2 separate regions of the Homo sapiens genome follow, and region 1 is linked to region 2. Evidence: chromatin loops called from intact Hi-C (ENCODE). Cell type or tissue: heart left ventricle. All regions are shown on one strand. Links, peaks and the distances in the headings refer to the core of each region. The heading gives the core; the rest is flanking DNA.

Region 1 (4,386 bases), core at 103-4,102, 52 kb before region 2:
CTCAGGGGCCAGCCCCGCTGCCGCATTGGCATTCATGTTGGCATGGGCGGGGCGTGGGCTCCCATAGTTGGAACCTGTGGCAAAAGAGAAAAGAACACAACAGTTACTAGATAGAAAACAGGGGCACTTCCGACACTCTCTGGACCCCAGATTCACAATTTTTTCAAAACCTTATTTCAAGCTATTGCAGGCGGTTAGGAGGTGGCACGTGGAAACATGAGTGTGAGATGCTGAGGGAAGAGGGCCAGGATCGTTGCGGTCCTGGTTTAGCTGGGTGACCTTGGGCGTGTCACTCCGCTCTAGTCTCCTTGCCTCACCTTAGGTGGGCAAGAGATGAGATCCGTGCATTACAGCACGTATGGACCTCAGCAGAAACAGATACAACACAACACATTACCTAGAAATTAAAATACATATTTTAAGAACCCATGCAAATGAAAGGATATTCATGAAATCGAATAGAATGATTGTTTAAGGAAGGTGAGGAGGAAAATGAGCATAAGATACAGGGGCAAGGAGGAAGCATAAATGAATGAGTGAGTGAATATGAGAGGTCACTGCATGAATCAATGATGGAAAACGTACAATGAACTGGAGTATGATTCACTCAACTCTCTGCACCTGAGTTCCAATAAACAAAAATAAATATAATAAAATGAGAAGGGCTGGACTAGAGTAAGGTCACATCCAGCTACCTCAAAGCCATCTGGGCTTTAAGTGTTGGTTGACCAGGAGGGGCCAGGGGAGCTGTGATGGTTTTAAATCATGTCAACAAATCCCTTTATATCTGACATCCCTTTTCATTGAGAAAGATCTAGGCCCTCCTCTTGAAATGAGGTCAGCCTTTGGTGACTGTTTTACCAATAAAGTACAGCAAAAGTGACACTGTGTGACTTCCAAGGATAGGTTAAAAAAAAAGCCACGTTGCATCCCCCTGACTGTCTCTGGATGGTCGTCCTGGAGGAAGCCAGCCCCCACACAAGGCAGCCTTTCAGCCCTGAGCTGCCATGCTGTGAGGAAGCCCAGACTAGCCTCAACAGAGAGGCCATGTGGCAAGAGGGAGCCCTGGCCAGCCCCCAGCTGCTCCAATCACCATCTGACTGCCACCCCAGGAGAGACCCCAAGTCAGGACTGCCCCAAATCAGTAACTTTTTGAATTACTGACCCACACAAGAACTTCCTGAATTCCTGAGCCACAGAGACTGAGCAGTAACAGGGTGTCTGCTGTTGTGAGCCACTTTGTTTTGGGGTGATTCATTAGACAGCATTTGCTATCTGGGAAAAGGAGCTGTGAGTGGCAGGGGTTGATGGGGTAGGGGAGAGGGACAGTGTCAGGAAGGAAACCTGATTGGAACCAGTGCAACCCAGGGCTCCAACCTGCGCAGGGACAGCTGCCCTGCTCTGGTGTCTAGGCAACGAAGCCTCTGAGACTGTCCCTAAGACAGCACATATGCTTGGCAAACACTCTTTGGCCTGTTAGGCTGGATGCCTCGCTCTAGAGTCTGTAAGGTTTGCCAAGCGATCAGCTCAGCCTGGCCCAAACCTGAATCTCCCAGAACACATGCATGACCTTGAGACGTGGTACCGCTAGTCAATTGGCCAGGTGCCGCAGGATCAAGAAAAGCCGCAGATAAGAGGGTGCTACTGTGGGCGGTGAGGTTGGCATCTGAGGACACTTCAGCTGCCCAGAGACTGTGGCCGAAGCAGCCAGACCAGTTGCACATACATGACACCCAAGGCCGCCCACAGTGGCCTTTTCTGGTCCATGTGCACAGGGTCTTCCAGGGAAGCTGCTGGGTCCTAAGGTTGCTGGCTCAACCTTATTGACCCCCTCCCTCTCCTCACCTGTTAAGACACAGATGAACACTTGGCGCCTCTCCCAGCCACCTCCCCAACTCTTATCTTGGGCTGATCCTTCTATGTTTGACCTCCAAGATAACTTTGCTCCCCATGTGACCTGCTTTCCAGAACCTATCACCCCCACCTCCACCCCGTCCCCACAGGAACCTGTGAAGAGCACATGACCTGGCTTAGCCATGTGAACATTTTCACCTAGAGAGAGCCTGCCCCAGAGGCAGAGCCCGAGCAACCTCACCAGATTCCTCATCCAGCCACACCTGAAGTTAGCCCTTACCTGAGCCACACGCAGGTGAGGCAGGTGAGACAGGTGTGGCCTCTTGGGGCTGACCTCCATTAGGGCTGTACTGCAAGGCTGGCTGAGCCTCCCCTTCTCCAAGTGATTTTCCCCCACACACTGTGATGTTTAAGTGACTTAAGTGACTTAGCTAAAGCTAATGTGAATTGGGTCTCTGTCCCTTGCAACCGAAAAACGAGCTAATATGCTTGGTAGGTGCCCAAAGCTTGGACCTGGTGGGGCTGTCATTTCTGCTGGACTCCAGTCTATATCCTTTCCATCACACCAGTGACAGACAATAAGTTTCAACTTTTATGCCAATTGATTGACATCACTGTCCACAATGCTATATACTTAAGGGACTCTGAGGATGATAGATTAGTGTTGCCCACCATGGGCACAAAGGGCAGGGAATGGCATCACTCATGCCACATAGCTACCACCCCTGCATGATCCCAAGAAGACCCCTCAGGTCCTCTTGGAGACCAGCTGGTCAGCTGCCTCCTGTCCCGCAACAGTTGCCACCTGCTCTACCGCCATCTGGCCCCTGTAGCATTACAGCCCCGCCTCCACTCCTCAAGGCCTGGAAAATTGCCTCTCTGCCACACCCAGTTCATAGCCACATTCTCAATGTGACACCGACTCTCACCTCACCATATATATTCCCTTCACCTTCCTCCTGTTCTCTGCCCCAGGGATAAACTGCATTAAACAGAACATCAGGCTCACGGAGGACGTGACACTCCCTACAATGAGACGTCTCATCTCTCCTGTAACTCGTCCCTGTCCTCCCTGCACTCACTGTGTAGATCCCAAGCCTAACGTGAGGAAGACCCCAATAAGGCCGGGACCTTAACCTTTCTCATAAGATCCAGCAGGAAAAGATGTAAAGAGTGCATTGGAATTAATGAAGGCACCCAAAGCATGAGAACTGCTTGAACACCCAGCAAGCATGCGTGTCTCCATTTAACACATAAGAAGACAAAGGAGTGTCTGACTCACTAAAGGTCACAGAATGGGGCGACGGAGGGTTGCTGCAGCAGGCACAGGGCTCACGGTGAGCTGCTAGACTCTACCCCTGCCTCCTCAGCCCTCTCTCACACACTCCACATGCACGCACACATGTGCTCGTGTACATGGTGACAGACAAGGTGCACGCCTCCTCCTGGGCTTCTCCAGGCCTCGAGATACAAGGGGCTGGATTTCTGACCCCAAGAACATTCTTTCTGTTTACTATGATCTCCACGTGACAGCATCCACTACACCACCTGCCCCCGCAGTAACCTCGGGGCGCCTCTTAGGCAAAAGTGGAAAGCGCCCTGTTTCCATCTGCTGTACTGGAGCCACTGAGCAACTCCTGCTTCTCTGGCTTGCCAGGGAAGGCTGGAACTCTAATTTTGCTCCATTCAATCTGTGGTATATAATTTTTTCTTCCTAGACTCTCTGTTTGGCACTGACAAAATTTAATAGACTATTTTAGTTCCCAGACTAACTTCTCCTTTTCCCTCAGATACATAAAAGCTGCCCTGTCCCCAACTGTTGGCATTCCCAGCCCCCAATTCACTCATGGTAAGCCCTCCACAGCTCACGCCTCCCCTGAGACGGCTGTCCCCAGACCTTAATCTTTGTACTCACCCCCCTGCATTGCCCTTAATCCCCCCATCTCATACGGGCTGCCAGTTCCAAAAACCAAGAGTCCCAGGAGTTTGGGGACAACACTTGGAAAGAGGGCAGGAAGCCCCAGCCTGAGAACACATCCACCACCCAGAAAAGCTGCGTGAGGGGAGCATCCCTGCACCCGGAGCACGAGGTAGAAGCTACCAAGACGGCAGCTGGCTGTGCAGAGCCCTGGGGCAGCTCTGAAAACCACATCCTGGTGGGCTGCCTTCTGAGCCCTCCCAAAACTCCATGAGGGACCTTATTTATATTGTAAACCATTCCCAGAGCGCAAGGACCTTTCTGGAGCACACCATCTGGAGAAAGCACATATGAACCAGCCCATGGGGAAAAATGGAATGTCAACCTCTCCCTAGCCAGAGGCCAAGAAAACAACCTACACTATTTTGGTCCTGGCAGCTCTGCGCATTGCTGCGGTCCCATGACATGACTAGGGCCCTGCACAGGAGTGCAGAGCCGCACACAGGTGAGACAGACAGGTATGGCCTCTCGGGTGAGACAGGTGTGGCCTCTCGGGTGAGACAGGTGTGGCCTCTCGGGTGAGACAGGTATGGCCTCTCGGGACTGACCACCTC
Region 2 (4,386 bases), core at 194-4,193:
GCTTCCTTTCAATGTCATCATTTATCATGTAAATTGTCATGACCTATCTAGGTCTGAAATTTGTGAGATATGTTATCAACAGTCAGACTACACAGCAAACTCCAACTGTAGAATTATTATTGCTGTTGGCTGGGCACAGTGGTTCACGCCTGTAATCCCAGCACTTTGGGAGGCCAAGCGGGTGGATCAAGAGGTCAGGAGATGGAGACCATCCTGGCCAACATGGTGAAATCCCATCTCTACTAAAAATACAAAAATAAGCCAGGCATGGTGGTGGGTGCCTGTAGTCCCAGCTACTCAGGAGACTGAGGCAGGAGAATCGCTTGAACCAGGGAGTCGGAGGTTGCAGTGAGACGAGATCGTACCACTGCACTCCAGCCTGGTGACAGAGCGAGACTACACCTCAGGAAAAAAAAAAAAAAGGAATTATTATTGCTGTCAATAACACATGAAAATCCATAGAGACAAAAGTAAATTCATGGTTGCCAAGGGCTGGAGAGAGAGGGGAATGAAAAGTGACTACCAATGGGTAAAGGGTATTTTTTGCGGGTGATGAAAATATTGGGGAAGTAGGTAGACCACTGAATCATACACATCAAAAGGGTAAATTTTACGGTATGCGAATTATACCTCAACAAAGCTGCTATTTCAAAATAAATAAATAAATAATGCATGAAGTCTGGAGAGCTCAGCTTACAGGGATGGTCCCCGGGACTCACGGGAATCTCGTTTGAGAATGGAGAGTGTCTATTTTCCTGGAGGGAGTGACTGAGGAAATATTCCAAGAATGGGTGGTGAAGCAAGGCCATGCCACAAATGGGTCCCCCGGGAGACAAGGTGTACTGACCTAGGTGGTCTGTGAAGGCCTGTGAGGAGATGTGAAGAAGCAAGGAGGGCCCTGGCAGAAACCCTGGGAATAAGGGGAAAGAAAGCCAGAGGACGGGACCAGGAGGGGAGGCGGGGTACCACGACAACATGCAGCCATCAAGTAAGAACAAGGATTCCAGCTCTGAGCTTCCACAAGGCAAATCTAAGCCAGGTTCCAGAAGGCAAGGACAAGGTCATTTTCCCAGGATAGAGAGATAGTGGGTTTCTCTTTCTACTGTTCTCCATGGGGAGAAGTAACAGAAAGAGCAAATGTTTTGAAAGTCCGACAGACCTGAATTTAATTCCCAGCCCCAACACTGTCTGGGTGGCTGTGGCCACATTGCTTAAGACTTTGGTCCTCAGTTTCCTTATCTAAAAAATATAATTAAAACCCACGTGGTAGGATTACTGTAAGGATAAAACATATTAAGCACATGAAGCACCAAGAACATTGTCTAACACATGCTAGGCATTCAATAAATGGTGGCTATTACTCTTGCTCTATTTTAAAATTATAACAAGGTAGATGTTATACCTCAATACAGCTTTTTTTCTTTAGAGAAAAATTAAAACATATATGGCTCCACAGATCACAGGACCAGAGCTGGGGGTAGAACAAGGTGCAAACAAATGCGAAAGTGCGAAAGTTTCCCAGCATACTTTTTGATGATGGGATTATTTTTGCTTTGGGAAACTAAAACTAATCCTGTCACTTAGACTATAATGTTAAAGCTCTTTCCTATTTTGATCAGTGTCTTAGGGAGCTACACAGAACTGTCCCCTCTATCTCCAAACCTGCAACATTTTGGCTATGAAAAATAAATAAGTTTATTTTCCAAACCCAAAGTTTACTTTTGAAGCAAAGTTTTATTTTCCAGCCCGTCCTCCTGTACTGGGAAGTTGGGTTTAGGTTTGGGGAATTCACGTTCAAAAGTGAGGAGACATTGGTTGCCCAGGTGGTGTTCTTCCTGCCCTCAATGGCCCTATTTTCAGGCCATGAAAGGACTTCAGGCCAGCGTGGCTTTGGACTTGAGGCCGAAGCCAGGCAGCCATGTGTGGTGGCAGTGAGGGGACAGCAGCATGGCAGGTGGACAGCTGCCAGGCGTCGGATACCCTGCATCCCCATGTCCTCACCCTCAGCTTGGAAACAGCAGCAGTGCCAGCAGTGCACATGGCTCCACCGTCCTGGGAGCCTACTGGCCACAGGCTCCTAGACTCTCTGGAGGGCAAAATACCAGGCCCATCTCAACCAATGGTTCACTTCCTCCCTGATTATTCTGGTATCAGCCAGACCACCTCAGACTCTGGTTTCTCTTTGTTTTACATTTTCACCTTTAAAATATTGAATAATGTCAGCCCTCCCACAACACCTCCAAAGTTGTTTGAAATGCTGTGAATGTTACTTCATGGCGTTGCTTTTCCAAACTCTGGTGCTCTGCTCGCTGATGGGGAGAATAAGAGTAGCTGATGTTTGAACAGCGATATACACTCATTCTCCTATTTGGATCCTCACAGCTGCCCTGCGAAGTGAATTGGCTAAGGATTATTATCTCCACTTTACAGACAAAAAAAAAAAAAGGGATTTGATTCCTTCTGAACTCTCAGAGAAAGAGATGAAGTCAAAGAATGTGACCCAAGACCCAAGTCATTTCTCTAGCCTACAGCCTTATTTATTCTTTAGCTATTTACTTTGTTACTTTTGTTAATGTCTTTGAAAGGTTTTAGCCCAACGTAGATTATTTTGGAAGAAAGAAAGGAATATAAATGACTGTACATGACACAATGGTTATAAAGTAAATAGAGCTTAATTGAGTACTCAAGTCAACATTTCTGCCCACAGGCAATATGGAGAAGAACATTCATTCACTGTCTAGATTTTGGCTTGGTTCTCTAAAGGACAGGAGACAAGATTATTTTATTTTCCTTTTAGCTAGGTTCAAGTGGGCAACACCAAGTGTAGCCGAGTGTATTAAAAGAAACCCCTGTTGGCAAATTGGCAGCTTGAATATTTCATGAAATTATCACAACACTATGTTCTGAAATGATGGCTTCCTCCAGGGAACTCAAAAGCCACATCTCTAAGCATGAGCCTGGCTCATGCCTCCGTCTTCAAGCTAGACCGAGTCAGCCTCAGAGGCCTTCCAGTTTCTCAGAGATGACTTGAAAGAGTATGAAACAAGTCAGCCAATGAACACTTCAAGGAAGATGGGAATGTCAGAGGCAGGTCCTAGTGATTCTCTTCCATGGGCTGAGTCTACCACCACTGCTGGGAATGTCTCCTGGGAGTAGGCCGGGGGTCCTAGGAGACCAACCCTGACATGGGAGCAGAAAGACGCCCTTGGTCGCCCAGCTCAGGTGGAGTCTGTGGCAGCCTGTCTCACAGTCTCTACCCTGGGGCTGATCTGTGTGTCTATACCCCAGCTACTGGTAATGCCAGCTGGTCCATGAAGAATCCCAGCAGCTCACCAGGGAAGTCCCACAGCACAGCCCGGCTTCCCATCCCCATCCCACTCTCGCAAAGGGGCTGAAACAAGCCTAGATTGGGGCCGAGAGGAAGTGAGCAAATAAAAAAGGCTTAGAGGCAGATCTGTTTGCAGACAAAATCGTGATCTGAATTTTGCAGGAGTTTCTTGTGGACATGTATGAACTTCTACTCTGTAGCCTAAGAAAGTGTTTTTAAACCTTTCCAATGATAGATTTCCCCCACCCCACCCTTCCAACTCCATTCCTAAATCTAACATCGCAGAAATTATTTTAAGGCAGTACAAAGGTGGAGGCAGGGGGAGGAAGAATAGAGAGGTTGAAAGATCTACCAAGCAAAATTTAGCCAGAAGCACTAACAATGCTCTCTCAGGGGGCCAGCACCAAGTGTGGTACAGGCAGGAGGATGAAGAGACTGAAGACCTTGTATTTAGTTACATCCCTGCCTCCATGAACCTTTAGGGGCCTCTGTTTTCTCAACTGGAAATGAGGATTGTCTCTAAGGTTCCTTTACCCATAAAATGTCCTGATCCTAGAAAGTAAATTCCCAAAGAGACATTACATTTATTCTATGTTTGACAAACCCTTTAACGAACCAGAGCCTAGCCCCTTGCCCCCTATACACACAGGGTATAGCACAAGAAGCCCATTTTAAAGTGAAGGTGTTTTGCAGAGAACTGTTCTGTGGGGTTTTGGGGAGGGGAGGGGCTGAGAGGTTTGGGTTTCTTGCCAGTTAACCCCCGCTTTCCTCACCCTCTGCTTCAGCCAGATGAACCCTTCCTCTAGTTCCCTCGGCTTCCAGGGAAGGAAGGGTCTATTTTCAACCTCGGTCCGACTCCTGAGCTCCAGGCCCAAACTTCTCTCCTACAGTCCCTACAATCCCAACTTAAATTCAGTTCAGCTCCACAAGGAGTAACTGACTACCCTGATGACCTTGTTCCCCAAACCCTCCCAGACACCCTAGGGAGTTGGGGCTCCTCTGGCTTCCCCTCACCTTCTGCATCTCAGCTCTCGGAGGCTCCAGCCATCTCACAGCTC

Evidence for each region. Peaks named below come from ENCODE experiments on the same cell type or tissue, not always from the same donor. Only the 100,000 strongest peaks of a DNase experiment are listed, where the experiment ranks them.
Region 1: it touches region 2 in a loop (2.2-fold over the local background); 12 of 110 quality-filtered maps call a loop at or near these places.

Annotation. Positions count from the first base shown.
Region 1 is chr12:2,110,912-2,115,297 of GRCh38, reverse strand. CACNA1C (calcium voltage-gated channel subunit alpha1 C) reads right to left here. Exons shown (of 47, transcript NM_000719.7): 2 at 1-74. Among named protein-coding and RNA genes, the nearest start is that of CACNA1C, 60 kb to the right of the region's middle. In heart left ventricle, for the core only: no CTCF peak of the experiment used is centred there; a DNase peak (open chromatin) is centred at 1,617; H3K27ac peaks cover 3,749 bases.
Region 2 is chr12:2,059,190-2,063,575 of GRCh38, reverse strand. The region is part of intron 1 of CACNA1C (calcium voltage-gated channel subunit alpha1 C); the gene reads right to left. Among named protein-coding and RNA genes, the nearest start is that of CACNA1C, 8.4 kb to the right of the region's middle. In heart left ventricle, for the core only: no CTCF peak of the experiment used is centred there; a DNase peak (open chromatin) is centred at 1,965; H3K27ac peaks cover 713 bases.